Linked DNA regions of Mus musculus: regions 1, 2, 3, 4, 6 and 7 are each linked to region 5. The links are chromatin loops, found by intact Hi-C in ENCODE. Cell type or tissue: left cerebral cortex. All regions are shown on one strand. Region 1 overlaps 9330198N18Rik (a long non-coding RNA gene). Region 2 overlaps LOC115489511 (a long non-coding RNA gene). Region 3 has its middle 2.0 kb from the start of Gm39783. Region 4 overlaps 1700001O22Rik (RIKEN cDNA 1700001O22 gene). Region 5 has its middle 3.9 kb from the start of Ier5l. Region 6 overlaps Gm14488 (a long non-coding RNA gene). Region 7 overlaps Cstad (CSA-conditional, T cell activation-dependent protein).

What was found. A loop is a pair of places that touch in the nucleus more often than their neighbours do. Peaks named below come from ENCODE experiments on the same cell type or tissue, not always from the same donor. Only the 100,000 strongest peaks of a DNase experiment are listed, where the experiment ranks them.
Region 1: it touches region 5 in a loop (3-fold over the local background); 9 of 42 quality-filtered maps call a loop at or near these places.
Region 2: a loop joins it to region 5, with 2.9 times the contacts of the local background. A loop is called at or near these places in 3 of 42 quality-filtered maps.
Region 3: a loop joins it to region 5, with 2.6 times the contacts of the local background. A loop is called at or near these places in 5 of 42 quality-filtered maps.
Region 4: it touches region 5 in a loop (5-fold over the local background); 26 of 42 quality-filtered maps call a loop at or near these places.
Region 6: a loop joins it to region 5, with 8 times the contacts of the local background. A loop is called at or near these places in 17 of 42 quality-filtered maps.
Region 7: it touches region 5 in a loop (4-fold over the local background); 14 of 42 quality-filtered maps call a loop at or near these places.

What each region holds. Positions count from the first base shown.
Region 1 is chr2:30,643,233-30,647,232 of GRCm38, reverse strand. All of the region lies in intron 2 of 9330198N18Rik (a long non-coding RNA gene), which reads right to left. Among named protein-coding and RNA genes, the nearest start is that of Gm32316, 11 kb to the left of the region's middle. RefSeq lists an enhancer at 1-1,002. In left cerebral cortex, a CTCF peak has its summit at 2,246; DNase peaks (open chromatin) are centred at 224, 1,555 and 3,644; H3K27ac peaks cover 667 bases.
Region 2 is chr2:30,688,449-30,692,448 of GRCm38, reverse strand. LOC115489511 (a long non-coding RNA gene) reads right to left here. Exons shown (of 3, transcript XR_003954019.1): 2 at 3,855-4,000; 3 at 3,406-3,434. Among named protein-coding and RNA genes, the nearest start is that of Gm14486, 12 kb to the right of the region's middle. In left cerebral cortex, no CTCF peak of the experiment used is centred here; DNase peaks (open chromatin) are centred at 84, 1,088 and 1,884; H3K27ac peaks cover 2,361 bases.
Region 3 is chr2:30,767,534-30,771,533 of GRCm38, reverse strand. No RefSeq gene overlaps it. Among named protein-coding and RNA genes, the nearest start is that of Gm39783, 2.0 kb to the left of the region's middle. In left cerebral cortex, CTCF peaks have their summits at 567 (motif pointing right) and 2,131; a DNase peak (open chromatin) is centred at 2,150; H3K4me3 peaks cover 328 bases; H3K27ac peaks cover 879 bases.
Region 4 is chr2:30,792,767-30,796,766 of GRCm38, reverse strand. 1700001O22Rik (RIKEN cDNA 1700001O22 gene) reads left to right here. Exons shown (of 7, transcript NM_198000.3): 5 at 201-366; 6 at 484-622; 7 at 962-1,204. The coding sequence ends at 1,072. Among named protein-coding and RNA genes, the nearest start is that of 1700001O22Rik, 7.0 kb to the left of the region's middle. In left cerebral cortex, CTCF peaks have their summits at 1,813 (motif pointing left) and 2,045; DNase peaks (open chromatin) are centred at 114, 1,803 and 2,076; H3K4me3 peaks cover 577 bases; H3K27ac peaks cover 1,397 bases.
Region 5 is chr2:30,468,250-30,472,249 of GRCm38, reverse strand. No RefSeq gene overlaps it. Among named protein-coding and RNA genes, the nearest start is that of Ier5l, 3.9 kb to the left of the region's middle. In left cerebral cortex, CTCF peaks have their summits at 1,322 and 2,268; DNase peaks (open chromatin) are centred at 243, 1,471, 2,253 and 2,897; H3K4me3 peaks cover 1,949 bases; H3K27ac peaks cover 3,119 bases.
Region 6 is chr2:30,715,521-30,719,520 of GRCm38, reverse strand. All of the region lies in intron 2 of Gm14488 (a long non-coding RNA gene), which reads left to right. Among named protein-coding and RNA genes, the nearest start is that of Gm14488, 3.7 kb to the left of the region's middle. In left cerebral cortex, CTCF peaks have their summits at 1,096 and 2,011; DNase peaks (open chromatin) are centred at 1,301, 1,889, 2,492, 2,857 and 2 more places; H3K4me3 peaks cover 781 bases; H3K27ac peaks cover 4,000 bases.
Region 7 is chr2:30,604,830-30,608,829 of GRCm38, reverse strand. It overlaps Cstad (CSA-conditional, T cell activation-dependent protein), which reads right to left. Exons shown (of 2, transcript NM_030137.2): 2 at 1-670. The coding sequence ends at 361. Among named protein-coding and RNA genes, the nearest start is that of Cstad, 12 kb to the right of the region's middle. In left cerebral cortex, no CTCF peak of the experiment used is centred here; a DNase peak (open chromatin) is centred at 2,034; H3K27ac peaks cover 386 bases.

The sequences.
Region 1 (4,000 bases), 170 kb before region 5:
GGACAGCAGTGGCTGAGCCCACCCCCAAACTGGTACTCCTGGGAGAAACCCCACCCTGAATCCCAGGGTTCGGAGGCAGAGTGGTCAGTTCAGCAGGCTGCCATAGAGCACTTCACTTGGGCTGTCTCGTTTCCACCCCAAGGCAGCCCCACAAAGAAGGCAAGGTCAGTGCTCACTGTACCCACAGCACGGAAGATCCTAGGCCTTGTTAAGAGGAGGGCTTGGGCCAGAGCCAAGTCTGCCTCTGATGCTGAATTGCCTGGAAGAGATCAGAAGAAACCATTCCAGCTAGGCAGGCGTGAGCTAGCGAGCTTGGGAGTGAGATGCCTTGCTTTGTTTTATTTATTTATTTGTTTTGGGTTTTGTTGTGTTATTTTTTGTTGCTTTTTTTGTTTGTTTTGTTTTGGTTTTGTTGGTTTTTGCTTTTGTTTTTTTGCTCTTTTGGGTTTTTGTTTGTTTGTTTGCTTGTTTTTGACAAACTCACCTTGGCTGGTCTGGAGCTGGCTATGTAAATCAGGTTGACCTCAAACTCACAAGAGATCCACCTGCCTCTGCCTCCAGAGTGCTGGGATTAAAGGTGTGCGCCACCACTGCATCCAGGTTGGTTTTTTTGTTTGGTTTGGTTTTCTGGTTTTCGAGACAAGGTTTCTCTGTATAGCTCTGGTTGTCCTGGAACTCACTTTGTAGAGCCTCGAACTCAGAAATCCACCTGCCTCTGCCTCCCAAGTGCTGGGATTAAAGGCGTGCGCCACCACTGCCCAGCACAGGTTGGGTTTTGAGGGATGAACAAGAGTTCCTTCCCAGAGATCAAACAAGAAAAGCCTTGTTGCAGGCAGAGGGGAACAGACCCTGAGTCACAGAGATGACAAATCTTTGCTGAAGGTCTAACCTACAGCCAGTAGCTACAACAGGACAGAGACGGGAACCTCCAGGAGCTCTGGAGGCAGAGCTGAGGTCTCAGCAGCCCACCCAGCATTTGTGGCCTCTGGAGCCTAGTCCCTTGCTCTGAAGAGAGCGTATATGAATGCAGATTCCTAGGCCCCACTCTCCTCAGGTGGGTTCCATTTTAACCATACAGAGAAAGCTGCGGATTCCTCTGTGGGTGTCAGCCAGAGTCCAGGGCAGGGGATGTGGGGGCCAGACACATGGGTTTGCAAGCAGTGAGAGGGCATGGAGATGTGGGGGTGGGGTGGGGGTGGGGATAGGAGACTGTGTCAGCTGTCAGCAGAGGCCATGTTTTGTGGGGGAGGGGAAGACTGGCCTCATGATAATGGGGTGAGTTGAGTGAGACACCCCCCTTGTAGCCAGGGGTCCAGGACTTGGAGGGAGGCCTGAGCTCTGGGGTGGACTCCATAGAAGAAGTCTTTTCCCCCTCTGACTGGCAAGACAGCCAGGTCATCTCAAGATGAAGCAAACAAAATGAGAATCTGAGTCCTGCTGCTGCCAGCTCATGGGTGGGGACAGTGGCAAAAGTGGAGGTAGTTAAACGCTTGGGAGAGTGTGAGCACTGTGAATGGGGAGGTGGGAGCCTGGCAAAGTGTCATACCCATGATGCCAGCGCTGGGCAGGCTGAGGCCGGAGGGTTGCCACTAGTTTTAGGTCAGGCCGATCTATGTAGACTCTGACAACAAAAGATATACTTCTCAGTCCTCAGAGCTGTGTGTGTGGTAGACATAGGTCTAGTTCTGAGAGCATATGGAAGATTCTAGAAGGCTCATACTCATACTTTCCTGATCATTTGGGACTCAGTTACATAATCTGAGAGGGCAGACAGAGAGAGGTAGGCTGTGAGGGATGGCATGGCTGCAGTCAGAAGCTGAATGGGCTCCATGTTGAACCATGTAAGGGTGGGAGAGGCTCTGAAGCGGGAGCCATAGCCTGAGCAGTGTGGTGGAGAAGCAGAGGGACAAGAAATGGGCTGGCTGGGCTGCAGAAGTCACAGGAAATAGGGGTCTCCACACCCATTGCAGACAGAGCCCTCCACCAGGCTGGTGCCCTCCTGGTGTAACTAACGCAGCTGCAGTAGGGAGCACTCTGGGGAGCACCACCAGAGTACACCATTTGCCTGGTGAGGTCTCACTTCTGGGAGGGCTTCATGAATCTCTAAGAGCCTCTAAGTGTCCCAGAGGCCCTAGAATCATGAGAGAAAGGGATTCATTCCCCATCCCCACTTCAGCAGAGGACACATAGTCAGTAAGAGCAGCACGGCAGTCCATGTGGCCTGACTGTGCCCGCCCCTCTCTGTCCCTGGTGGCCATCTTGAGCACAGATCCTGCTCCTCCTGTATGTGACCCTGAACACATTATTTTTATTTCTGTGGGTGTTTGTTTGTTTCTTTCTTTTTCAAGGCTTTCTCTGTGTAGCCCTGGCTGTCCTGGAGCTCACTTTGTAGACCAATCTGACCTGGAACTCAGAGATCTGCCTGCCTCTCCCTCCCTAGTGCTGGGAGTTGTCTCCAGTTATTCCTAAGGGCCTTTTCCATGGCTACTGGGTGTGAAGTCTGGCCTCTTGCTTAGGCAGTAAGCATTTGTACACTGAGGAGTCTCTCCAGCTACAACAATCTTTCTTTTGTTCCTTATCATTCTCCTTTTGAGGCAGGGTCTTGCTATGTAGCCATGGCTATCTAGGAACTTACTATGTAGACCAGGCTGGCCTCAAACTCAGAGATCCCTCTGCCTCTGCCTCTGCCTCTGCCTCTGCCTCTGCCTCTGCCTCTGCCTCTGCCTCTGCGCCTCTCTGCCTCTCTGCCTCTCTGCCTCTCTGCCTCTCTGCCTCTGCCTCTCTGCCTCTGCCTCTCTGCTTCTGCGCCTCTGCCTCTGCCTCTCTGCCTCTCTGCCTCTCTGCCTCTCTCTCTGCCTCTCTGCCTCTGCCTCTGCCTCTCTGCCTCTGTGCCTCTGCCTCTGCCTCTGCGCCTCTGCCTCTGCCTCTCTGCCTCTCTGCCTCTCTGCCTCTCTGCCTCTCTGCCTCTCTGCCTCTCTGCCTCTCTCTCTGCCTCTCTGCCTCTGCCTCTGCCTCTGTGCCTCTGTGCCTCTGCCTCTGCCTCTGCCTCTCTGCCTCTCTGCCTCTCTGCCTCTCTGCCTCTCTGCCTCTCTGCCTCTCTGCCTCTCTGCCTCTCTGCCTCTCTGCCTCTCTGCCTCTCTGCCTCTCTGCCTCTCTGCGCCTCTGCCTCTCTGCCTCTCTGCGCCTCTGCCTCTGCGCCTCTGCGCCTCTGCGCCTCTGCGCCTCTGCGCCTCTGCCTCTGCCTCTGCCTCTGCCTCTGCCTCTGCCTCTGCCTCTGCCTCTGCCTCTGCCTCTCTGCCTCTGCCTCTGCCTCTGCCTCTGCCTCTGCCTCTGCCTCTGCCTCTGCCTCTGCCTCTGCCTCTGCCTCTGCCTCTGCCTCTGCCTCTGCCTCTGCAAGTGCTAGGATTAAAGGCGTGTGCCACCACTGCCTGGCTCACCACGTTCATCTTAAGCCCTGGCATTCTTACCCATTCTGAGTTGATACCCTCGCCAGAGGCAAAAAGGAAAACCCTCCAAGAACTTACTGATCTCTTTTAGGTGTTATAAGGCAAGGGTGGGACACTGTGGCTCTCACGCCCCCTCTCCAAAGACTCTGGGTAGCTGAGGGACAGCTGCAGAAGATTCCGGCTGGAGTTTCACATGTGCGAGTCACCAGGCTCCTCCATCAGGGAGAGCTGACAGCAGAGGACAGGCTGTTGTCTGCTTGCCTGAGTAGTCTGTACCTCTGCATCACCGAGAGTCATTTTTTACATAAAACCCAAGGCTCAGGTGGAGGTGACTGGCTTTTTAAAAAACATCATTTCAAAAGATAACAGAGTTTGGGAGACAGTTCAGTGTCCCTGACCCCCACGTAGAAAGCTCTCTGGGGTTCACTGGCCAGCCAGTCCAGCCAAGAGAGACACATCTGGAGAGTGACTTGAAGCACACTAGTGTCAGTCTCTGGCACTAGTGTGCGTGTGTGCATGTGTGCGTGTGTGTGTGTGTGTGTGTGTGTGTGTGT
Region 2 (4,000 bases), 220 kb before region 5:
CCCAGAACTCATCTCCACTCCTCCTCGGCATGCTGCCCTGGGGTTGGTGCCAGCACCAGGCCTGTCACCCACAGGCCCTGGGGACCTGCCAGCCGCCTGTTTACCAGACACGCCAGCCCCCAGTCACAGCCGGGCCTCGGAGAAGGGAGTGGGGGAGGGATGACAGATGGCGGAGGTGCCTTTCTAACCAGAGTCGGAGACAGTTGAGGAACAAGAGAAAGCCCTCAACCCCAGAATCCCCCAGTCCCCACTATGTACAGGAACACAGGAACACCCTGGCCAACCTCAGATCAAAATGGCTCCAGACCTAATAGCCTGTCATTTGTACTGACAGCTCAATCACCCTTGTGGCAGCTTCCTGAGGGAAGAGGTCTCCAGCAAGCAGCAGGAGACCCACCATCTGAGTAGAACTTCTGGGGTGCTCAAAATAGGTCAGGATCAAAGACTAGGAGAAGGCAGGCACCCCCAGAGCCTGCCTGATGGGGTGGAGTTTTTCTTGATTGTTTCCTTTATGTCTAGGGGTAGACCCAGGGCCTTGCACCCTGAGCTACAGCACCACCAGACAACTGTGTTTCACCTCTTGCTCTGCCTCATAAGGGCCTCCAGTCCCTCTCCTGCCTTCAAGCAACTGCAACATCTTCCAAAGTTCTGGCCTCAACTTCTGAGGTCTAACCGGATGGCACCAGGGTCTGCACTGCAGTCCCCAGAAGGCCAGGATGGGCCTGGAACCCACTTTGGTTTTCTTGGGGGTCCAGTGCTCATGGTCTTGTGTACTCCCCTTGTATGTGTGCAGCAGTCAGAACAACCTCAGGGGTTGGTCCTTGCCTTCCGGCTGGGACTGATGAAACACTACGGATGAAAACCAAGTTGAGGGGGAAAGGGTTCCACGTCCGTGACTTCTGCTTCCACGTCCTTAGTTTGTCCTGGAAGGAAGTCAGGACAGAAACTCAAACAGGGCAGGCACCCAGGGCAGGAGCTGAAGCAGAAGCCTTGAAGGAGTGCTGCTTACTGGCTTGCTGGGCGTGGCTTGCTCTCTTAGGAAACCCAGGACCACCAGCCCAGGGTTGGCTCCACCCACACATGTGCCCAGCCCGCCCACATCAATCACCAAATAAGGAAATTCTCTTCTGGCTTGCTGCCAGAGTGTCAAGTTGACATAAAACTAGCCAGGGCTGTGGTGGCACACGCCTTTAATCCCAGTACTCAGGAGGCAGAGGCAGGCGGATTTCTGATTTCGAGGCCAGCCTGGTCTATAGAGTGAATTCCAGGACAGCCAGGGCTACACAGAGAAACCCTGTCTCTAAAAACAAAACGAAACACAACACACTAGCCAGCTCACCTTCCACGTGTTTTGAGACGGGGTCTTGCTCCCTGCAGCGAATGCCCAGGCTGGTCAGTCCTTGAACCTCCTGGGCTCCTCGCCACTTCCCATCTCTCTAAAGAATACTGAGATTATAGATGCGCTACTACTGTGTGGGCTCTGGGGGTTCAAAATCCTCATGCCTTGGCCCTGCATGGCAAGCACTTGCCCCCTAAATCATCTCCCTCCCTCCCCTCCCCTGTTGAGAAGGGGATTCCCAGGCTAGCCTCCCTCTCGATGGCGGCTAGCTAAGGACGCCTTTGAACTTCTCTCTCCTTCTTCTACTTCCCAGAGTGATAGGACTGAGGCCTGTGCCACCCAACCAGTTTATCCAAGTCTGGAGACCCAGCTCAGGGCTTCATGCGTGCTAGGCAAGCCCTGAGCCCGGTAGGGATGATCAGCCCGGTGGGGATGAGTCCTTCTCCAGTCCCTTAATCCACTTTTGACTTTAGAGACAGCCTCCTAGCTCCAGCCTGAATGAACCAGGCTATTCCCACACGTGGGTGTTCTCTGCTGGATTGTGCTGTGAGCACAATTCCCAGGAAATGTTTCCAGGAACTGTACAGCAGGGCCTTGTGGGCACAGGAAAGAGGAAGCTAATCACAGGACAGGATGCAGCAGGGTGGGGCTTGGAGGGCGTGGTGTTGCCAGGTCATGGTGATGAGGACACACAGGGGCTGTGTGTGTGCGCGTGAGGACACACACACACGCGCACGCACACACACACACACACACGCACACGTGCATGCACAAGAGTGTGGAGGGAGGGGACACCTTCTCTTGTCCTCCACCTTAGTTTTGAGACCAGATCTTTCACTGAACCCAGTGCTCACCAGTTGGCCAGACTGACCGACAGAGCCCAGGGATGGACCTGCCTCCCTCCCTGCCACAGTTGGGGACTGTGTGTGGCCACACACAGCTTTTTAAAATGTGACTCTAGGGTTCCAAACTCAAGTCAGTCTACTTATTAACAACAGGGCCCTTACCAACTGAGCCATCTCCTCGGCCTCAGTCAGGGGTTCCTGAGGGTCAGAACTCTGTGTGTGTGTGTGTGTGTGTGTGTGGTGTAGTGTGTACATGTGTGGTGTGTGTGTACAGTTTGTGTATGTGTGGAATGTATGTGGTATATGTACGTGTAAGGGGTGTATGTGTACTGTGTATCTAGTTTGTGAGTGGGGGTATGTGTGGGAAGGATGTGGTTGTAGGGTGTGTGTATGTGTAGTGTAGGTGTGTGTAGTGTATGTGTGGTGTGTAGTTTGTGTGTGTGGGATATGCATGGGATGTATGTGGTATGTAATATGTGTGTGGTGTGTGGGCATGTGTGTAGTGTGTATATATGTGTGGTGTGTGTCTAGTTTGTGTGTGGGGGCATGTGTGGGATATATGTGGTAGGTAGTTGTGTGTGTGTGTGTGTGATATGTGTGAGTATAGTGTATATGTGTGTGGTGTGTAGTGTGTGCGTAGTGTGGAATGTATGTGGTGTGTGTGAAGGGTGTATTGTAGTGTGTGTGGTGTGTGTATAGTTTGTGTGTGGAGGTATGTGTGGGATATATGTGGTGTGTAGTGTGTATAGTATGTGTGTATAGTGTGTATGTGTAGTATGTGTGTATAGTGTGTATGTGTAGTATGTGTGTGTGTGTGTGTAGTATGTGTGTATAGTGTGTATGTGTAGTATGTGTATGTATAGTATGTGTGTGTGTGTGTGTGTGTGTGTGTGTGTGTGTGTGTAGTATGTGTGTGTATGTATAATGTGTGTGTCTGTTGTGTCCGGCCAGCAGATCACAGCCTGGGTTCTAGCCTGGAAAGGCATTTTGGAAACCTGGAAGAGAAGAAGGGCTAGGCAACGAGAGAAAGAGATGCAGCTAAGACAGGCATTCTGATCAAAGCTCAAATTTACTGTTCTGCACGCAGTTATGAAGCAGGGGAAGGGGCCCGATTCCCACCAAATAATCTCAGAGTCCAGTAGCAGGGTGACCACGAGTATGGCTCCAAGCAGCAAAGCAGCAGGTTCCAGCAGTGGGCGTGGCAGAACGATTGATCGGGAAGCTCCACCCCTGAGCAAGCAGGTTTCAGGCTGGGGGAGGGGAGACTACATGTGTCCACATGCTATTGCCCTTTGTAGACACACCAGGAAGCTGAGACCCAGATGACCTCTTCCAGGTCCCATCATGACAAACAAAGCTACCATTTTCTGAGTGTGGTCTTCACTGGCGATCAGGGTCACCCCCATGTACAGATTCCTCCTTCCATCTTTCTTCCCACCTTCTCTGCTCTCATTTACCCAGTTCCCACCTAGGCATTCACCTCAGCATCCAGTCGTCCAACCAGCCATTTACCCACCTCCTCAAGACCTCAATTCACTATCTCCAGACACACCCACCCACCTACCATCTACCTTCCTATCTGCCCACCCATCCATCCATCCAGTCCCCATCCATCTACCCAGGTGTCCACCCACTCGCCACTCACCCAGCCATCCTCTCCCACCTTTTACCTGTCCACTTATGTTTCCACCCACCCTTCATCCACACATTCTGATTTTATTTCACAGCCATTCTGAGCCTTGTTCCCGTAGTTTGGAACATGCTTTGATGAGTGAGATGCCAATCCTGGGCCCTGCTGGACAACACCACCTTCTCT
Region 3 (4,000 bases), 300 kb before region 5:
CCCCGGCCGGGCCCGGGGGGCGGGGCCTCCCGGCACTCCTCGGCATCCCCCTACTCCCGCTCACCCCGCGGTCCACTGGCGCTCAGTTGACCGCCCTGTCCTCCTCAGCAGGCCTGCCACTGCCGAGGGCTGGGCAGCTGGGCGCCTGGGAAAGTTTGAGCATCCTCTGAGCCGCAGGCTGCTCGGCTGTATACTGGGGCTGGGGTCGTTCCTGAATCTTGATCCTGGGAGAAGACTGTCCTGCTGAGGCATCCCTGCCAGGCAGCTGTGGGAACGTTTATACAATTTATTTTATCGTTTGCATTTATTTACGTAGTGTATGGGGGTGGCACATGTGTGTCCCAGTGGAGGTCAGAGGACAACTAGTGGGAGTGGGTTATCTCCTTCCACACAGCTGGTCCTGGGGATAGAACTCGTGTTGTTGGGGTATGTGGCAAGCTCCTCTATCCGATGAGCTGTGTGACCTGTCCTGGGCGTTTAAACATTTTATACAAAGCAACGATTTTTTAAATTTTTATTTATTTTTATTGTATGTATATGAGTACACTGTAGCTGTGTTCAGACACACCAGAAGGGGGCATCAGATCCCATTACAGATGGTTGTGAGCCACCACCTGGTTGCTGGGAATTGAACTTAGGACCTCTGGAAGAGCAGTCAGTGCTCTTAACCGCTGAGCCGTCTCTCCAGCCCAAAAGCAACGATTCTTGCCAGAGGTTTCCAAAGATGAGACACCCTACCTTTAAGATGAGAAAACCAAGGCAGCAAAGGCAGACAGACAGATGAATATACAAGTGAACAGTGGCCTCAACACTCGGGTGCCTGGTCAAGACACAGGCTGGGGAGTGACTGGGTTGGAGTGGCCTGGCTTCTCAGGGCAGAGCCTGGGACAGTCAGTCTGGGCCCCTTAGCCATGCTGAGCAGTGCCTCCAGCTTCAGACAGGAGGGAAAGAAAGGGAGACAGCATCTTGCTCCCACTTCTGTTCTCAGCACCCAGCTAGGAGAGGAGGGAGGCACCAGCCTGGAGGAAGGGACCTAAGTTCTAATCTTGACCCTGGAGTCACAGGCTCTCCACCATTCCCCAGGCCTTCTGCACTTTTATGTAGAGGAGGGTGGACCTGTGTCTCCTGGGGCTCTTTGGGGGTACTGTGCTCATCTCCCAGCCATGGGTGCATGGGGGAGGGCAGAGGGTGGTAGAATTAAAACAAGTCTTTCTATGTAGCCCAGGCTAGCTTGACACTTGAGCCTCCTGCCTCTGCTTCCTGAATATGAGGATGCAGGTGTGCATCGGCCTGCCAGCACTGCATATTTTCATGCAACAGCTACTACGCACAAGCAGGAGCTGTTGGTCCTGGGTATCGTGGGTCCCCTGAGAACAGGACAGCCTGTGTTCTCCCTCCAGGCAAGAAGAAGGTTAACTCTGCTGTTACACTACTTATATCGCCATGGTGAGTTCAGGGGGCTGAAGGATAGCACCAAATTGGGGTCAGAGACCAGTCCCAAGGGAATACTAAGGCCAATTTGAATAGGAACATGGAACTGTGTAGCTTAGAACTACTGGGAAAAAAGCCACTGTTAGGGATGGGCAAATGCTGCCCAGAAGCAGGCAGGAAGGACCATAGGCTTGGCATCTGTCATGGCTGGGGTAACTCAGGGTGTATGGGAGGAGTCTGAACAGCCGGAAGGGCAACAAGGTTCAGCCCACCTCCTCTTTGGGTGTCTGTGTTGTTTTAGCCTATGGGCTTGGCCTGCAGGGAGCCTGTGTTGGGGGGGCAGGTGGCCCCATGTGGTCTCCCTGAGCCTCAGTTTCTTATTCTGAGCTCAGCCCTGGGTTCGAATCTTCCTCGACAAGCCCTAGGACCTGGGTGTAACTATATCAAATGGGCAGGTCTGGGGATACAGCTCAGCTGGTAGACTGCCCCCCGTGGTGTGGGAGATTCCCTGGGTCCCACCTCCAGGGCAACAGGAACTGGAGGGTGTTGTCTGTCTCCCAGCACTTGGGAGGCAGAGAAGCAGGGGCATGGAGAATTTAAGGCTATCCTCACCTACATAGCCAGCTTCCAGCCAGACAAGGCCAGAAGCAATCCTCCTCCAAAACAAACCAACAATCAACCAAGTGGTTGCTACAGTGCCACCATGAGGTTCGGTTGGGTTTGCCAGCCACTCTGAGTCCTGACTGAGGTATGACTTCCTCTTTCTTCTCTCCCGTATCTTTCTTTTAGACGATGGCTAGAGCCTTGGCACTGCCATTTCCCTGGTCCTTTCTCTTTTCCATTCTTTCTCATCGCCACTGTGTGGGTCCTTGGAGGTGGCTGACCTCCATGCAGGCTCCGAAGGCACGAGATTTCTCTCTCCTTCGTTGGCCTTGTCTTAGGAGCTGCTGAGGTTGGCAGGCTGTCTTTCTTTCTTTGATTTTCTGAAACAGGGAATTCACTATGTAGATGAGGCTGTCCTGAAGCTCACATAGATCCACCTGCCTCTGCTTCCTGGTACTGAGATTAAAGATATGTGCCACTAAACCTGGCTACGATGGTTCTTTTGAATTCTGATAAAATTGTCCAGGAACATCAAAACAAAGCCACACTGTTGTGATAAATATTACTTTGGGGGGTTTACCCCCACTTTGGACCATATAGTTCCCAAATAAAAGACACAAAACTCTTTAGATTTATCATAAGCCTTAAAACACTAGAACTGGGCAGATACCAATTCTCTGTGCTATTTTGTCTACTTTCCTATTAATGCGCCCGAGATAACACCATGTTCAGCCCGGGCCACTCCCACTCCGACAGGCTGGCCCTCCTTCCTTGCTATGGTGCTCCCTGCCTGAGATCCCAAGTCTGGTACCTCACGCTATGTCTACCTTTTTTCTGCCCAGCATCAGACCAACCCACTACACAAAACAGACAAACAGAATCTGGAGGGATGATTTAGCAGTGGAGAGCATGCACATAACCTGTTCCCAGCTCTGATACCAAGTGTATTATAACCATGGGTGACTCCTGTTCCTAGGGCTCTGGTGTTCCTCTCCTGGCCTCCACAGGCACCTGCACTCACTCCTTCATATCCACACAGGCACAACTGCTGCAGATAAAACAATTAAGTCTCAGCTGGGCAGTGGTGGCGCACAGCTTTAACCCCAGCACTTGGGAGACAGAGGCAGAGGCAGGCAGATTTCTGAGTTCGAGGCCAGCCTGGTCTACAAGTGAGTTTCTTGACAGCCAGGGCTACAAAGAGAAACCCTGTCTCGAAACAAAACAAAAACAATTAGGTCTTTAATTCTCTATTAGCAAAACTAAAACCCCACCAAGTCAGTCAATCAAGCTGAAAGTGGGCTGGGTCTAAGGGCAGGTCAGCTCTCCCCTGCCCTCCCAACTTTCCCACAATGGGGGCGTAGGGGGTTACAGAGCCAGTTGGTCCTCAGGATCTGAACTCCTTTGGGACAGGAGAGGTGTCAGTCACTCTGCTGGCCACAGCAACCCTGGCCTGCTGCCAAAGAGAAAGAAAGCTAGAGGGTGGGGGTGAGAGGAATGTGGGGTGAAGGGGGTTGCTGTTCTGTCTCCCCTCTGGGACCTGGAAACCTGGAGAGTGTGAAGAAGTAGGGAGTGTGTGTCTGTCCTGGCTGGCTGGTGGGGCAGACTGAATGATAGGAAGCCGCTTCCCTGCTTTGTGGAGACTGATGCTCCCTAGCTTAGGACAGGTGGCGATTTAGTTCCCAGTTGGGAGATTGCAGAATCCCACAGATGACTGCCTGGGGCAACCTTCTGTGGGGATGCAAGAGTTCTCAATATTCCGCACAGCAAATGTCTGTGCTGAGAAGCAGGGTGTATCTCTGTGACTCGGGGGGCCAGGGTCTGTGCTCGTGGGGCGCATTCAGAGGAGGGGGAACATGCATGCTCCAGTATGTATCAGTAGACGTGTGAAGGACACATATGTCTCTGCAGGTGTAATGGGTAAGTGTTTGTGACATGACAGAACCTGCTGTGGGTCTACAAGTTCGCG
Region 4 (4,000 bases), 320 kb before region 5:
GGGAGGTAGTTTTAAAACCCAGGACTTCTCTGGAGGCAACCGTCAGGCACTGGGGAGCCTGTGGTTGCCATGGAGACAGGGCTCTGTCTAGCCTTGCCAGCCAGAGGAAGGAGAGAGGGTGGGGGCGTGTTAGTATGCCCCTCCCTGGGGGCGGGGACAGGGAACTCACTCTGCTCTCTCTCTTTCTCTCTCTCTTCTAGTCCGGCAGAATATCTTTCCGAGTGAGCAGACGGCTTTGCCAGCTGTATCTGTGTCAGAACGGGTGCTCGGGAGTGTTGGGAGATGGTTGGACAGTCTGCCCAGAGCCCTTTATCCCAGGGTCCAAGACACTGTGGCCGGCTCCTCATTCTGGACCTGCCCCCGCGTGTGAGGCTCTGTGGGTAGAGGAAGCAGAAGGGTTGTGGTCTAGGTCCTCCAGCTACAAACTGTACGTGGGTCTGGAACTCAGGGCCAAAAAGCTATAGGCCCCCCTCTCCCCATCAGGTCAGCTCAGGAACCTCAGCTCTACCTTTCTGAGGACTCCTCCGTGAGCAGCCACCTACCCTTCATCTCCAGGGCCACCATCCCAAGGCCACGGGGAGGCCTCAGAACCTTCCTGGACACCCCTAACAATGTGGATCAGGTGGGCAAATGGCCCCATCCCTGGAACCAGAAGCTGGTGAGCAGCCCAGGGCGGGCAGCCCGCCAGCAGAAGCACCAGCCCTCAGTGACTCTGTAGGGGACCCTCTCTGTTGAGTCACCATGGGGTTTATGGCTTGGATTTGTGTGGCCTGGCCTCCTCAGCGTGGAGCCAAGGGGGAGGAGGCCCTTGAGCCAGGCTAGTGAGTGGGTGGGCTGTGCTTCAGCCTAGGACAGCTGTAATGTGGAGCCACCTGCCCCCCCACCCCCGCCTGCCCCTGCTCCCTGTCTCCTCCCTGGGGTCCCCTCAGCAGTGCCATGCCAGGCATCTTTCTCCCTCTAGGAATCCTTTCTGCCCAGTTTGGTGCTGCAGTCTGTCCTGAAGCAAGGCCGCCCTAAGGGCTACCAGCTGCTCCTGCCGTCCACCACAAACCGGCAGCAGGCTCACAGGTGAATGCCTGCCAGAGCTCCCCCCAGCTCAGGAGTGTACCCATGCCAGGCAATGAAGAGAGTGCTTCTTCACCCCACAAATAAACACACCTCCCAGGTGGCTGGGATGGATCACTAGGTCTCCCAGTAAAAGCCACTCTAGGTGCCTGATTGGGGACCACTTGGGGTTCCTGGGTAAGGGAGATTGGGGTGGGCTCACAGCTGGGATGAAGCTGATGACAGCTGGATATTGGGGGTGGGGAGTCAGGGCACCCCAGGGGCTCAGCTTGTCCCAGGGAATGCTTGTGCAAGGGGTGGACCACTCACGACACAACCTCAACCTAAATCAACCCGTGCCTGAAGCAGAGCCTCAGCCATAACCTCAGCCTAGGAGAGTGGATAAACAACTTCTTGTCTTTAGCGCCAGAGTTTTTCTCTGTCCACCTTTTAGTACATGATATGGGTATCCAGACCCCAGCCCAGGAAAAAGATTCCTGTGTATGGGTAATCCTTAGTTCTCTTACCTGCTCCGGTGTTCAAATCCACATGGGGAAGTGGCCTGAGTCACCGTGGCAGGCCTCCTAGAATTTATCTACTGTATTAACATAGATACTGCCTTACACCTGGGTGTCCCCCATTACTCCATGTCCGAACCCCTGGGGGAACCCCTCCTTCTTTGGAGTTTCACTTTGTTCTTGCGCTCTGGCCAGGTCTTTATCGCCACCTGCTGGCCCTTGAAGAAACGTCTCGGACTCGGTGCGGAGTGGAGTGTAACGGGGAGGACGGAATGCTAAAGCTGGGGGTTTGGGTTGGACTGGGCCGGTCATTTTAGGGACCAGATGGGCTGGGGATGATGAAGGGCTGACCCGGCATGCGACGCGATGCATCAACGTCATCAGCGCTGGGCTGGAACGGGGCTCGGTCCCTTTCTGAGCTTTCAGGCTGTGACCCAAGACGTGGAATCCCTGTTTCTCTGGAGTGCTGCGCGCCGTGCGTGCCGGGTCTGCCTGTTTCCCCGGCCGCCTGCAGCGCCGCACCGCACCGCGCGGGGGCAGTGTTGGCCTGGCTTTGCGCCGCGAAACTTCAGCTCTCGGCCGGTATCGTTGTCAGAAACTTTCCCCTAGGCAGTGCTCACTGTGATGGGTTTGGCGCGTCCCACTGTGGGAATCCAGTCTCCAACCTGCAACCCTGAGACCTGGCCTTCACGGAGAGTCTGGGAACACACAGAGCAGACCACGCAAGGAGAAAAACTTGGACGTTGAAGTAGAACACACACTGCATACCACATACACCATAGAGATCCCACACATAGAACACCTCAGGCACAGAAACAGGACACGAGGAGACATACTTGCACGTGCTCAAATGCGCGCGTGCACACACACATACACCACAGAGACCCCACACACAGGATAGCACATACACAGCCACCACCTGGAGATCCCACACACAGGGAGAACACACAGACACACCATACCACACTAATAGAGACCCCACACACATAGAAAACCATACTACAGATGTTCACAACAGATACTGCCCAGGTACATAACACATAGTAAACATACTATATATATATATATATATATATATATATATATATATACACCATGTACAGACCCCACACATGGAGAGGCACATACTACACACACACATACACAGAAGACAACACATACCACATAGTCCATATTTATGGAGACACACCACAGATATGCATGGACACGGAGAGACACACATGTGACACATACACATGGAAAAACACAGATACAAAGAGCTACCCACAAACATACCACATAAACAGACAGCACATTGACACATATGACCATACAGATGGCAAACAGACATCATCCCACATGGAGGAGACGAGCGTGCACACACACACAGAGCCCATTACACACACAGAGATAACACACTTCAGAACATGTGTTGCACATTGAAGCATGGACCTCTGGAGTACCGGGTCCCAGAGAACTTGTGGTGCACGCCTTTAATCCCAGCATTCGGGAGGCAGAGGCAGGCGGATTTCTGAGTTCCAGGCCAGCCTGGTCTACAAAGTGAGCTCCAGGACAGCCAGGGCTATACAGAGAAACCCTGTCTCAAAAAACCAAAAAACAAAAACAAAAAAAAAAAAACAAAAAAAACCCCCAGAGAACTCCCAAGGTGGTATCTGCCTGCAGCCACAACATCGACGTTCATGTGACGCCTGAACTTAGGTGACCAAGAAGGCTCTGGGAATGCTGAGGCTGGGGAAAGACCCCTTTCCGGTGACCTCGGTCCTGGGTTTTTTTGTCTCTCAGAGTGGTCCCATTCTCCTTCCCAGAGTCCACACTGAACGTTTTTGTCTGGATGGTTGAGCAGGGTCTCATAGGGAGCTTTGGCTGATCTGTGACTTGTTTTGTAGACCTGGAACTCAGAGACCTGCCTGCCTTGCCCACCTCAGGGTTAGGATTAAAGTGACTGCCTCAGGCACAGGGGAGCTAGGGGAAAATCCTAGCTCTGGGTCTGTTCCCAGTAGCATAGCGGGTATCTTATCTGTGAGTTGTGTGCTTTGGGGTCAGTCTGTTCCTCTCCCCTTGTGAGGCCTTCCCATCTCTCTCATCTCCCTGATCACCATCACAGACTATGTCCCTTGGGCCAAGTCGAGTGGAGAAGGGGAACTAGGCTTATTGGGGTGACAGATGGGGGGTGTCTCCTATCCAGACAGGAAGCCCTGTCCCTTTCTCTGGAATGTCCCCTGCCATGTAAACCTCTGTAACCTGTACCCAGGAGGTGGCTCATTAGCCCTAGAAGTGAGGGGTGGTTGTGTATGCTGTACCGCGTGTGAGGAGCTGGGTCCAGTTCCCACAATGTGGCCCTGGAGAGACGGCTCAGTGTTTAGCTGCTCTCACAGAGATTCTGGGATTGGTTTCTAGCATCCGCACCTGGCTGACCTTGAACTTAGAGAGATCCTCCT
Region 5 (4,000 bases):
CCTCTCTGGGGGCGGCCTCCAAAGTTCTCAAAATGAGAAGGCAGAAATGAAAACACTTCAACTTTTTTTTCTTTTCTTGCCGGGTTGGGCGTCTAGAACCCCTCCTCTCCCCGCCCCTCTGGCTCCGTCCTCCTCCCCCTCCTCCACCCGCCTCGCGGACTCGGGCGGGGGGGGGGGGGGGCACCCTGACACTCTCAGCACAGTTGGGAAAGGGGTGGAGGGCGAGCAGGGCGAACTACATTTCCCATCATGCCCAGCACTGCGGTCCTCACTAAACAAAAAAGGAAGTCGATTCCTTCACCTGGATCCCCGGGGGAGGGAGGGGCCCGGACCGCCGACTGAGCTGGAGACTTTTCGCTTAGCTCCTGGTCAGCTCTAGTGATTGTGCGCGCTTCTAAGTTACCTTGTGCTTTAGCCTTCGGTCCCATCTCATGAAACCAGCATTGTTCCAGCCTGTGAGAACCCTGTCTCCGTCCTCAGCGCGATAGATTTTGTTTAATTTAAAAGCCTTTTGTTGTGAGAAGGTGAGGTTCGCTTAGTGCCCCTCTGGGTCTCTGCCATCAACACCCCGAGGACTCCAAAACAAGTTGCCAACCTTGCCTTCCCGGCCCTTCTTCCTCCTGTATTTTTGTGCATAATGAATTGTATCTCACCGGGTAAAACTGTTCAGGTTATTTGTTTAAATTTATAATCTTAATAAAAAGTCAATTGTAGAGTGTATGGTGGTTCCTTTGCTTTCACATGGGCTTAGAGGTGAGAAAATCTAAACACACACACACACACACACACACACGCAAGCAAACACCAGCTTTCCAGGGCCATGGTGGAAACCCATGGATACCCCCATATCCGCAGGGCCAGGGTTGGAATTGTGTGTGTGTGTGTGTGTGTGTGTGTGTGTGTGTGTGTGTGTGCTGGGGATGGAGCTAGGGTTGGGAGTCAGTATGTGTGCGTTCTGGGGATGGAGGCCGGTGCTACAAGGTCTTCTCCATAAGCCCTCCTCACCAGCGGGTCTTGCCCCCTTGGGAACCCGCTGCCCAGCAGGAAGCTGAGCCAGCCTCCAACATATTTCCATGCACCACCAGGGTTGCAAGGGCCTAGTTGGCCCCTACTTTCTGTAGCAGGGAGACTTCTGGGCCACCCACACTCCCTGACCTGATCCTCAGACCGCGCACATCAGCACGTCTCAAGCAAGCAACTTGGGGAAGTTTTTTCCTTTCCTTTTTCTTTCTTTCTTCCTTTCCTTTCCTTTCCTTTCCTTTCCTTTCTTTTCTTTTCTTTCTTTCTTCCTTTCTTTCTTTCTTCTTATTTTTTTTTTAAAGTTGAGTTTGTTATCACTGCTCAGTGCCACTTGGTGGTGTGCTGGCGGCGTCTCCCTCCTCGTGCCCCTCCCCTCTCCTTTTCTGCTCCCTCCCGCCCGCCTCTCTCTTCTGTGGATGGAGCAGGAAGGCTCCAGGCGCGCGCTCCCCTCTGACCACCTACGGAATGACCTCAGAGTGGGAGAATGTGCCAAGGCACCGAAGGAAGCTCGGGTTCTTCCCACTGGAACCAAATTCACATCTGGAGCCGCGGCTCCGGCCCCAGGGCACACGGGTGGTTCCAACCTTGCTAAGGGGATAGGAAAAAAGAACTGGGGAGGCGTGGAGGGCAGTGGGGTAAGATAAATCGGCAGCCTTTGCTGTTTTAGGGTAGCGTCTCTCGCAATGTCTCTCGTCTCTGGCTGCCTCCCTAAAGATCTCTCGCAATGTCTCTCGTCTCTGGCTGCCTCCCTAAAGATCTCTCGCTCTCACTGGCTAGCCCCCTTGCTTCCCTTCTCTGCGCCAAAGCTCTCAGCCACCGGCCAGGCGATTCACGCCGCCCCACCCCATAAGCCTCGCTGGGTGAAAGGAGGCGCTGTCGCCCAGCGTCCCAAGTCCAGACGAGAGGCGGATGTTATTCACTCTCAGGGGGCCTCTCGGCTCTGGATCTCGCTGTCGCGCGTGGCGAAGTTCTTGGGGACACTCCAAAACGTGGGGGTTGGGGAGGCCGCGGAGGTCGGCGATCTAGGTTGGGTAAGAGGGATGCTCTGGAGGTGTGAGTTACCGGGAGAAAAGACACCTTCACCTCACCCACACACCCAAAGACTTGCTCTTGGCCTCCCACGGGAAGAGACTGGAGCTAAAGAGGGGGTGCATCTTAACCCCCTTCCCATATCCCCCTACAAGTCTAAGGAAATAGCTGTTGGATGCAGTTTTGAGTCAATCCAAGTCAGTTGCCACGGCTCCCCCTAGCGCCAATTGGAAGGCGCTGCAGAATGTGCGGATGGGAGTGGGCGAGGCGCAGCCGGGGGCGGGCGGGCTGCTGGGAGAGGCAACACACGCACCGGCGCACCCGCGCACGGGCGGCCTAACATCGCATCCCCACCCAGCCCTGGTCTGAGAGAGACCCTGAGCGTGGAGCTCTCCCACTCCAGGTCTGCGTGGAGAAGGGCACATGGTCGGACGCCTTTGTTGGGAGCGTGGAGCTGGTAACAGCGAAACTCCCAGTGAGGGGCTTGGGACCTTCGCGTCTATCCTTGGGACTCGTGTAGGGAAGACGTGTGTGTGTGTGTGTGTGTGTGTGTGTGTGTGTGTGTGTGTGTGTGTGTGTGTGTGTGTGTGTGTGTGTTGGGGGGGGGGGTCGGTGTTTGGGTGCGAAATAGAAGCTCTGAGATCAGCAAGACTACAGACTAGGGTTCTCTCCTTCCCTATCCGCGCAGGTTTTCTGAGCTCAGGACATATTGGGTACATTGGGATCTAGTGAAATTGGGAGTTGAGGGGATGAGCTCAGGGAGCTGCACAAGAGAGGACCCCCAGCCCCGCTTCTGTCTTCAGGGCCTAGGTACCCTGCGCAATAATACAAAGGGTTGAGAAACTGCTCTACAGAGGACACAGACATCCCCCCTGAAATAAACAACAGCCCAGATACTAAGGCTGGGCACCATACTGAGGACCACACCCGTCCTCCCACTGCCTGGGACACATGAATCTCCAAGCATCCTCCTCTCCTTATCCCCTTCACAGCCCCTGGATTCCTTTGCAGCATACAACGTGGCAGCCCACAACTCCCCGGGAGAGACTGATGCTCCACAGGCATAACACCCCAGAAACACTGGGGGGAAGAGGTGGGACTGTCTAGCCATGAGAGTCCTAGGCATGGGGTCACTGGCGTGGAGCCGCCAGGTCCCTTCCAGCAAGACCAAGGATGAAGAGACTGGGGCTCCGCATGGTTGACAGAAGGTGCCATCCAGAAAACAGAGGCTCAGCCCCTGGTCATCCCCAGCTAATCGACTCTCCGCCAGCATAAAACATACATCCCAAGGCAGGCTGCCTCTGATGCTGAGGAAGGGCTAAGCCAGTCTCTAGCTGTGCTTGGAGCTAGATATGACAGCTATAGAGCCTCACAAAGCTTTGAGCTGCCCTCTGGAGAAGACTGGGGCTGGGGTTGCTCCGAACTCCCGAGAGGGCCACTGTGCAGAGAAACAGGATGCACACCAAGTGCTGCGTCTTACTGGCTCTGTCCACTGGACGCACATCTACAAAGTGTGCGCTGGTTGCCCCGGGAAAGCTCTCTCAATACCACCAAAGCAATAAATAGCCAGAACAGCAAATACCTCTGTGGATTACTAATTTCAACTTCCCAGCTACCCTTAGAGGTGGATCCAGCCTTTTGGAAATGAGAACATACATCCAAGGTCACAGCATTTGGGAGCCAGCCTCTCTACCTGTTGGAGCTCCCAGCCTGGTGGGGAGGTATTTGTAGCCTTATGATTGACTGGAGCTGGCAGCTGATCTGGATGTGGCTTAAATGGCCAGATTGAGAATTCACAATTGAATGTATACTAGGCTACAGCATCTAGTCGTGTCTGAGCTGACTGGCTGGAAGCACACGTTCAATGCTTCCTTCTGCAGGGTATAGGACAAAGGCAGAGAAGATGGAGTGGTGTCTGTGATTCACCCTACCCAGGATTCTCCCATTCCTC
Region 6 (4,000 bases), 250 kb before region 5:
TCTCCTCTCCTCTCCTCTCCTCTCCTCTCCTCTCCTCTCCTCTCCTCTCTCTCCTCTCCTCTCCTTGTTCTCGCCTCTCCTCTCCTCTTTTTCTCTCCTCTCCTCTCTTTTCCTCGTCTTCTCTGAGTCCTCCCTGGGCCTCCTTCCTTTCTTCTTCCTGGGTTAAAAATAATCAACTTTCTGGGAAGCGGCAGTTCCCGCTGAGCCGCCCTCCCCACACACGGGAGCCCCTGAGAATAGCTTTCTGCGGCTCTCCACTGAACCCCTCCCTCCCTCCTCCCTCCTTCCCTCCGCCCCCTCCCCGCCGGCTGACTAATAAGCCGGGCAGCCGGCTCTGCCAGCTCGCTGCAAGGGCGTTAACTGCTTCGTGCCCGGGTGGCGTTCAGCATATAGCGACAACAGGAGGGTTGTAGGGCACCAGGCCACACGGAGCCGGAGCTCTGGGCCCGTAGTAGACGTTTAACTAACCCAGCTCTGCTAGGCCGAGTGGTTTGGTGAACTTTGTCATCTAACTACCGCTGCGAGCCTGCTGCTGCTGCGGCTGTTGTGTGGCTAGCTAGTTCCTAGCTTAGGAGGAAGGGGTCAGTGGGATCAGTCAGGAGAGGCACCCAAGGGTCGGGACCACGTGAAGGGTGTGACTGGCCTAGTGACTCCTTGGCCCCGGATTCTGGGAACCATTGCGACGGGGCAGAGGTCAAAGGCAAGGCAAGGCTGCCTGCTGCTCTGGGGATCCATGCAGGTACCCCACTGGGAGGGACTTTGACAATTAAGAAATTACATCTAGGGAAACTGAGGTCCAGGGGGTGTTATTCAGGCTAGGATGCATCTGAACATCTGCAGCAGTGCGTGAGGCTCAGTGCTGCAGGGGGCTGATGATCCCAGTCCCTCAAGGTTGGAAGAAGAGCCGGGATATCAAGGTCAAAGGTGAGGGGTTGCTAAGGAGAGCAGAAAGTCAGAAGGAGCAGAGGGGTCCACTCAAGCCCCACCCACTCTGCGCGTCCTGGCATTACCTCATCACCAAGCATGCCCATTGGCTGGCTCTCCTGGAGGCCGGCCCAATGCGGCGGAGCGCATTAACCCGTTCCTCCCAGCAAGCTGCGCTCTGCCCACACCACCCACCTCTGTGTCCCCCACGTAGCCTGCAGAGCCTGAGAGTTGAGAGGACCGGGGAATAGGTGAAGGAGGTGCAGTCCTACGGCCGCATAGTCCCATGGGTGCTGTGTAACTGGGACATCCCTGTCCTGTTCTGGGCTGTGTGACCTTGGACAGACTGCTGCACCTCGCTGAGCCTCGGTTTGTTTTTCTCAGCTGTAAAAAGAAGTGAATGATGTAACTCACGCCCTTCCTAATCCCTGCCATGTGCTTGACAAATGCGGGGCACACGTGGGCTCTGCGTCCCACGGTGCGCCTGAGTGAGCACAAGTGGTACCATTGGGAAGATGGGGTTTCGGGAGAGCAAACGGCTCAAGGTTACCCCGCCATCTCAGGGCTGCCTTTCTTACAGGCTTCTTCTGCTCTTCAGGGAAGTGTTGCTTCCCGCAGTAGAGGTGGAATTGTGCCCAGCTGCTCAGACCCCAGCAAACCCCCTGTAGTTGACCAGTGACAGAGGAGAGCCTTGTGGTCTCCAGGAATATAAGCTGGGACTGAACCCCCAATGGCAGAGGACCCCTGGGGCAAGCACAAAGAAAGGACTACTGGGAAGGACTGAAGCATAGCAAAGGGTTAGTCAGCTACTGGTCCAGAAGGCTGCTTCTCTGGACTTTGGAAATATGCAGAGACCCACAGGCCTGCCTGAGTGTTTACAAATTATAAATCAGGCTAGCAAGCAGCTAAATCAAATCCCTTCCCTCCACCCTGACAAATCCACCTTCCTTAGGAAAGATACAGGCCTCCAAGGCTGGGTTTGTATTTCTAGCTCCCGGGTTTTTCTGGTGCCCAGAAGGGAGCACACGGTGGCTAGCTTCCTCCCAGGATCCTCAGCTCTATCTACCACCTCTGCTTGTCCTCCGCGGGCTGTGCACACTCAGGACCGAGTGGGCACTGCAGGCTGAGAGTCAGCTGGGGCCACGCCCCTACAGACAGCCATCTGCTGGTCACCTGAGTGCTGAGAGTGCCCACGAGGCAGTTTAGACAACCCTCGGGGCCTCTGAGACCCGAGCTCCGGGGCTCCGACCACGCTGGTCTCTGAACCACCAGTCTTAAGTGGAGAGGTCCTGCCAAGCGCCCTGGGCTGCAAGTGCAGCTGGGGTGGTCTTCGCTGGAGCCAGGGGCTGCTCTCTTGGAATTTCCTTCTGCCCTTTGCTTCTGGCCACACCCACTCTAGCTAGATCGCCACCCCTAAGCCATTGCGGACTCTTCCCAAAGTTCCCGTTCCCACTGCTTCGGCCTGTGCTGTGCGCACCTACCCCTCTCTGCCCCCTCCCAGAGCTCCTCTCCCACATTCCCTGCCCACCTGGTATCCCTCCCTAAAGCCAGCCATGCAAATCTTCCTGGAACTCAGACCAGGCTGCTGCTTCCTTCAGCAACAGAACTGGCTTCCATGTTGAGTTCCCTGCCACAACGTGCCCCACTGATGGCCAGCTTCCCCTGGATGCCACCTTTTTGTCTCATCCCCCTGTGGCTCTGGGCTCCAGCCATTGGCCCCAGCTCTGATTAGGTAGGGCACATTCTGTTCCTTTCTGCGCTGGGTCTTTGCACTCTCCACTTGCTTGGCTTGGAGTCCTGTTTTCTGCCCCTCACCTCCTGGGGGTGGGGCGTCCCTGATCCCCACCCCCACTCCCAGCCCAGCAGAAATCACACAGCAGGAGCTGGTTATCTGCGGAGTATCCGGTGGCCAGCTAGCTTCCCCCCGTGGCCAGTGTGCAGCAGGAAAGCTGCCCGGCAGCCAAGCTTGCAGCTGCTCCTCTGGGTCTCAGCAGAATGCCCAGCATCATGGAGGACCACTGGGTGCTGGAGGGGATCTCTGGATCTCAGCAGGCCCCTGGGCTCTCTAGTCTTCATCAGCACTGCCTCCCGCACAGCCCCCTTTATAAAGGGACCTCATGTTTCCATTCTCCAGGACAAGGACACTACGCACAAAGGTTCTTTGACACAAAAGGCGAGTCACAGACCCAGATCAGAACCCAGGTGGTCCACCTCCCTCCTTCTAGCTACAGACCGAGGGGGCAATATCTTGCTGTGGGTCTTTGGGCAAATGTCTCAACCTCTCTAGTGGAAGCTTTGCTTTGTATAGGACTGGCCAGAAGGGTGGGTGATCATTTGAGATTCTTCCCAGTTAACATGGGGCTGGGGGTGCTGTGATTTGTGACCTTCAGACAGTTCCTCTGATGGCCTGACCTGCAGCTAGCACCTACCTCCAATCATTCTCCCAGGCTTCTCTATGAAGTGCACCCTGCTTCACTGCCAAGGAGACAAGGCAGGGAAGCCTGGTGGTTAGAACACCCAGCTTCAGGGTGGGCCAAGTGCAGATCCTGCCACCTCCTTAGCATAGCAGTGTGGCTTCAAAGGGTCGCTGTCCACCAGGCTCTTCATCTGTCACAACTCATTGAGCCCTGGGTGCTTCCTGGGTTGTGAGGACAACGCCAGCACTTGGCTGTCATGTCAGAATGGACACAAGGGCTTTGGTCCACCTGCCTGTGTTCTCAGCTTATCAGTCAAGTTAACCACGTGGTTGAAGAATGTCATCTCCACTCAGACGAGTTCCCCAAATCCAACTGAGAAGTTGGACCTGAGTACCTGGTCAGACCACCAAACTGTCCTGCCTTTCTGTCTCAGGTCTAGCCTGAGCAGCTATCACTCTGTCACAGGTCTAGCCTGAGCTGCTTTCACTTTGTCACAGGTCCCGCCTGTGTTGGTGTTAGCCTACCAAATCCAGGACTTGCCTTGGCTATCAGGTCCTGAGGTTCAGAGATACAAAGCTAAAGGTTTGGGGGGGCGCCGAGGCTAGTTATTCTGGGGTGAGGTGGGTAGGAATTGGAGCAGGGTTCTTGGTTTCCCATGC
Region 7 (4,000 bases), 140 kb before region 5:
AATGTATCCTCTTCACATCCTCGCCAACACTTGTTGTTCTCTTTCTCTTGACTGTGGCCATCTTGACATGTGAGAAGTGATACCTCCTGGCTGGTTTACATTTTAAAAATTGTGTGTGTGTATGTGTGTGTGTAGGGGTGTGTATGCATACCTGCCACTGTGTGCATGAGCAGGTCAGAGGACAACTTTCTGAAGTTCGTTCTGTCCCTCAGTCTTTTCATAGGTTCCTGGGATGGAACTCAGGTTGTTGGCAAATGCTTTTATCTGCTGAGCCATCTTCCTAACCTCTTAGCTCATTTTTGTTTGTTTTGAGACAGTTCCCCTGTAGTCCAGCTGGTCTTGAACTCTCTCTCTCCATCGCTAAGGCTGACCTTGAACTTGAAAGGCAGGCCACTGGCTGTACCAACTCATGATGGCTCTCAGTGAAACTATGTGGTGAGCCAGGTCACCCAAGAGATGCTCCTGAAAGCCATGGAGACAGGCACAGGATTGCCTGAGTAGCTGGGAGAGCCTTCCAGTACAGAATTCCCCAGGCAGATATCTGGCCACACCCCAACTCCTTAACGTACATCCTCTGTGCTTCACAGGATCTCTTCCTTGTGAGCCTCCGTTATGGCTCAGCTGAGCTCCGAACTCCAAGCAAGTCTGAAGCAGAGGAGGCAGGCCCCACCTGGGACAGGGAGATGCGTTCTCAGCTGCTGTCATGGCCACAGGCACACGACCTGACCCTGTGGTACACTGACGCAGAGGCACACACCATTCTGACACAAGCGTGCCCATGGCCATGCACAGAAACACACAGACCACTCTCCCAGCCTGTCAGGCTGATCAGGAGACACAGAATAACAACACAGAGCCACCATGCAAGCACGCACACACCCTGCAATGTGTACGTTCCACCCTGACACAAGGGTGCTGATGGACAGGGTCACACCCCAGGGACACAGCAGCACACTCACAACACAATGGCACATAAGCACACACATGATTGCATGCATAGCACACACATGCACATGCTACTCAAACAGGTACATCCTGTGCACTGTGCACACACACACGCGCGCGCGCGCACACACACACGCACACACACATATGCACACACGGTGACACAATCCTCTAGGCATCCTATGCTCAGAGCCTTCTCTTCCCAGGCTCTGGTTCGCAGCTCTGAGAACCCAGATTTAGCTTTATGTGACACTTGAGAAACAGGGAGTCCAGTCTTAGAATGACATAATTTGGCAGGTAAGGACTGACTGGGGAGAGGAGAGAAAGGTTAAGAGGTTTGTGTGGGGTGAGGCTGGCCAGAGTCACACACAAGCACACATGCCCCAACATACCCTGGTTGAGAACAAACTCTCAGAGCAACCTGGGAAAGGACTGTGAAGGTCAAAGACAAGACACACAGAGCCACAACACCCCACCCACTTGCTTCACTACCCCCTTCCCAGTGAAAGGCTCTGTCTGGGCCTCAGTTTCCTAATCTGCACAATGAGTGGGATCCAGACCCACCTCACAGGTTAGCATGGACTAGCTGATGCTATTCCCATACAGTCACAGCCCCCAAAGCTGGGGCTTTGGGGGAGCTTCCTTGCTGGGAGGCATCTGTTCACTCAGGCTCACATCATCATGCAGGCTCCAGACTAGCTTCCCCTGGGGAACCGGACATCTACCTCCCAGTGTGGTTCTGGTCCCCACTGGACCCCAAACCCAGTAAACAATTTTGCATATATTTAAATCTCCTCTGTGGGCTCCCAGGCTCCACCCCGCTCTCAAAGGAGAGAAAGAAATGACAAAGGCATCATTTGTCTCCGTCGAGCACCCCATCTATCAGGGTCGCCGAGCCCGTCGCCTCGAATGAGGCGCGCACCCGGGAAGGCCGCTTTAATGGGCTCCGCGTGTGACTGCAGCCGGGCGGTGCAGGGCCGGCATTTGCATACATATTAAACGGAGCAGTAAAAAATGCAGACATGCAAACCATTTGGACGGCTCCTCGCACACAGCCTGCCAGGAAATCAATCTTTGGGTTTCTTAAAGGAAACCTGCTCCAGAGAAGGTGGGGACGCCGCGCAGCCCAGGACTGAGGGGTGGGGGGAATGCCAGTCAGTGTTCTGTCTGTCTGTCCACTGGGCTTTCCCAGCCCCAAGGAAGCAGGGGCAGTGAAGGGAGCCCTGTACATCCTGCTATATGCCCTCTGCCGGGAGGCTCTGCTTCTGTGAGAGCTGGGAGTGCTCGCTCCATCTTTGTGACTAGGGTGGTTGAGTTGTGCTGAGCCACAAGCCCAAGGCGACCCAAGCACTGGGGTCTCTGGAGGGTCTCTTCAAGCTGTGTGACCTTAGGAGAGTCATTAACCTTTCTGTTTTCTAAGCAAGTAGTGTAATACGCCTCCCCTACAGTGTGATGTTTGATTAGAGTAGACCAAACGTATAAAACACTTGCACCCAACTGGAGTCTGGTGGCTCGTACCTGTGCCTTTAATCCCAGCACTAGGAAGGCAGAGGCAGGAGGATCCCTTGTCTATAGAGTGAGGGCCAAATGAAAACTGACCGCAGGAGAAATGTATGAGAGGCCGCTGAGCTACACATCCTTTTTTTGTCGACAGAGTCAAGTCTCTCTTTCCTACCTCCGGACCTACACAGGGCTTTGACTCTCAAGGGAACTTCCACCTCAGCACTAGAGGGCTTGTGACCCAAAAGACAGGTCAGCTGTGCGTTTCTGCAGGGATGTGGGCACCTGAGCAGACACATCCCCCAACTCCATCCACCCCTATCCCTGCCCCCCCCCCCCCCCCCCCCGCCACTCGCCAGAAGAGGAAAGTGGTCTAGCATTTCTGGCAGTGCCAGCACCCACCTCCTGGAGTCCACTGTGCAGATAAGGAAACTCAGGCTGGGCTGGAGGTGCGAAGGCTAGTGAGCCTCAAAGTACTGGAGATGGAGTTGGGCTGTTGACAGAGGGGCGGCCCCTCCCCCGAAGTGTAGGAGGACTCTCACCAGAAGAGCCATGAGGCTAGGAGAAAGAAATGAGCCTGAGGCCCATTGGCCTGCGGGTGAATATTTGGTACCTAACAAGATCTTGGCTGGAAAGAAATACCAGAGGAAGGGAGGAAAGAAAAAACCAGAAACTTCCTAAGTTAGCCCGACTGGCCTCCCTTGCTTCCCCTCACTGTCCCAGAGGCAAGGAACAGGGTGCTAGGCGATTCTCCACACCTTCAAGGGAAGGAAATTGGGACGGTTAGCCCAGCGGGAGCCTCCCTGCTCCTGAGAACCTGGGCTGTGTAGAGATTATCCTGTGGAGGCTCTGAGCATCCTGGCAGGGGACGGTGACCTCTGCGCACCGACGTGGGTAGCAGCCCGGAGCCAAGAGAACCAACAAGGCCCTGCCCACGGCTGTGGCCCCGCAACACCTAGGTGGGCTGTGCCTATTCTGCTGGGGTGGCCTCTGCCTCCCTTAGAAGCCTAAACTTTGGAGCCTCAAAAGCCCGAGGTGGAGGCAGTGAGGAGAGCTGATGGGGGGGATGGGTGTGGGGGGTCGAAGTTACTGGAACCCTGGGGCTATTGCTCAACCTGGGGGAGCCCGGCCTTAAGGCCTGCCGGCCCCCACTGTATTGCCCCCCTACTCCGGTCCTCCTTCCCTCCCGGCTCCGCATAACAAACATTCTTCTCCAACCAACCCCTGCAGCAGCAGCCGGGAAAGGGGGGAACTACCGCAGACAGCAGGCGGCCGCCAGAAACGCTTAACCCCTTCGCTCCCAGCCGCTGGAGCCCATGGCCCCGGGGAGGGAAGTCGTAGCTGCCAGGGGCCTTCCCAGGCTCTGGTGACCCGGTCAGGTGACTGACCTGGATCAACAAGTCGTCAATCTGTCTGCCAGAAACTCACTCAAAAGTTTCCAGAGCTGGCCCTGGGCGGTGTAGTAGAGGGGGTGCGGGGACCCACCGCACTTCCCCAATTATAGTGCTCTGCCTGAACTGGTGGAAGTGGTTCCCACTAAGTTCGGAGGGCTTCC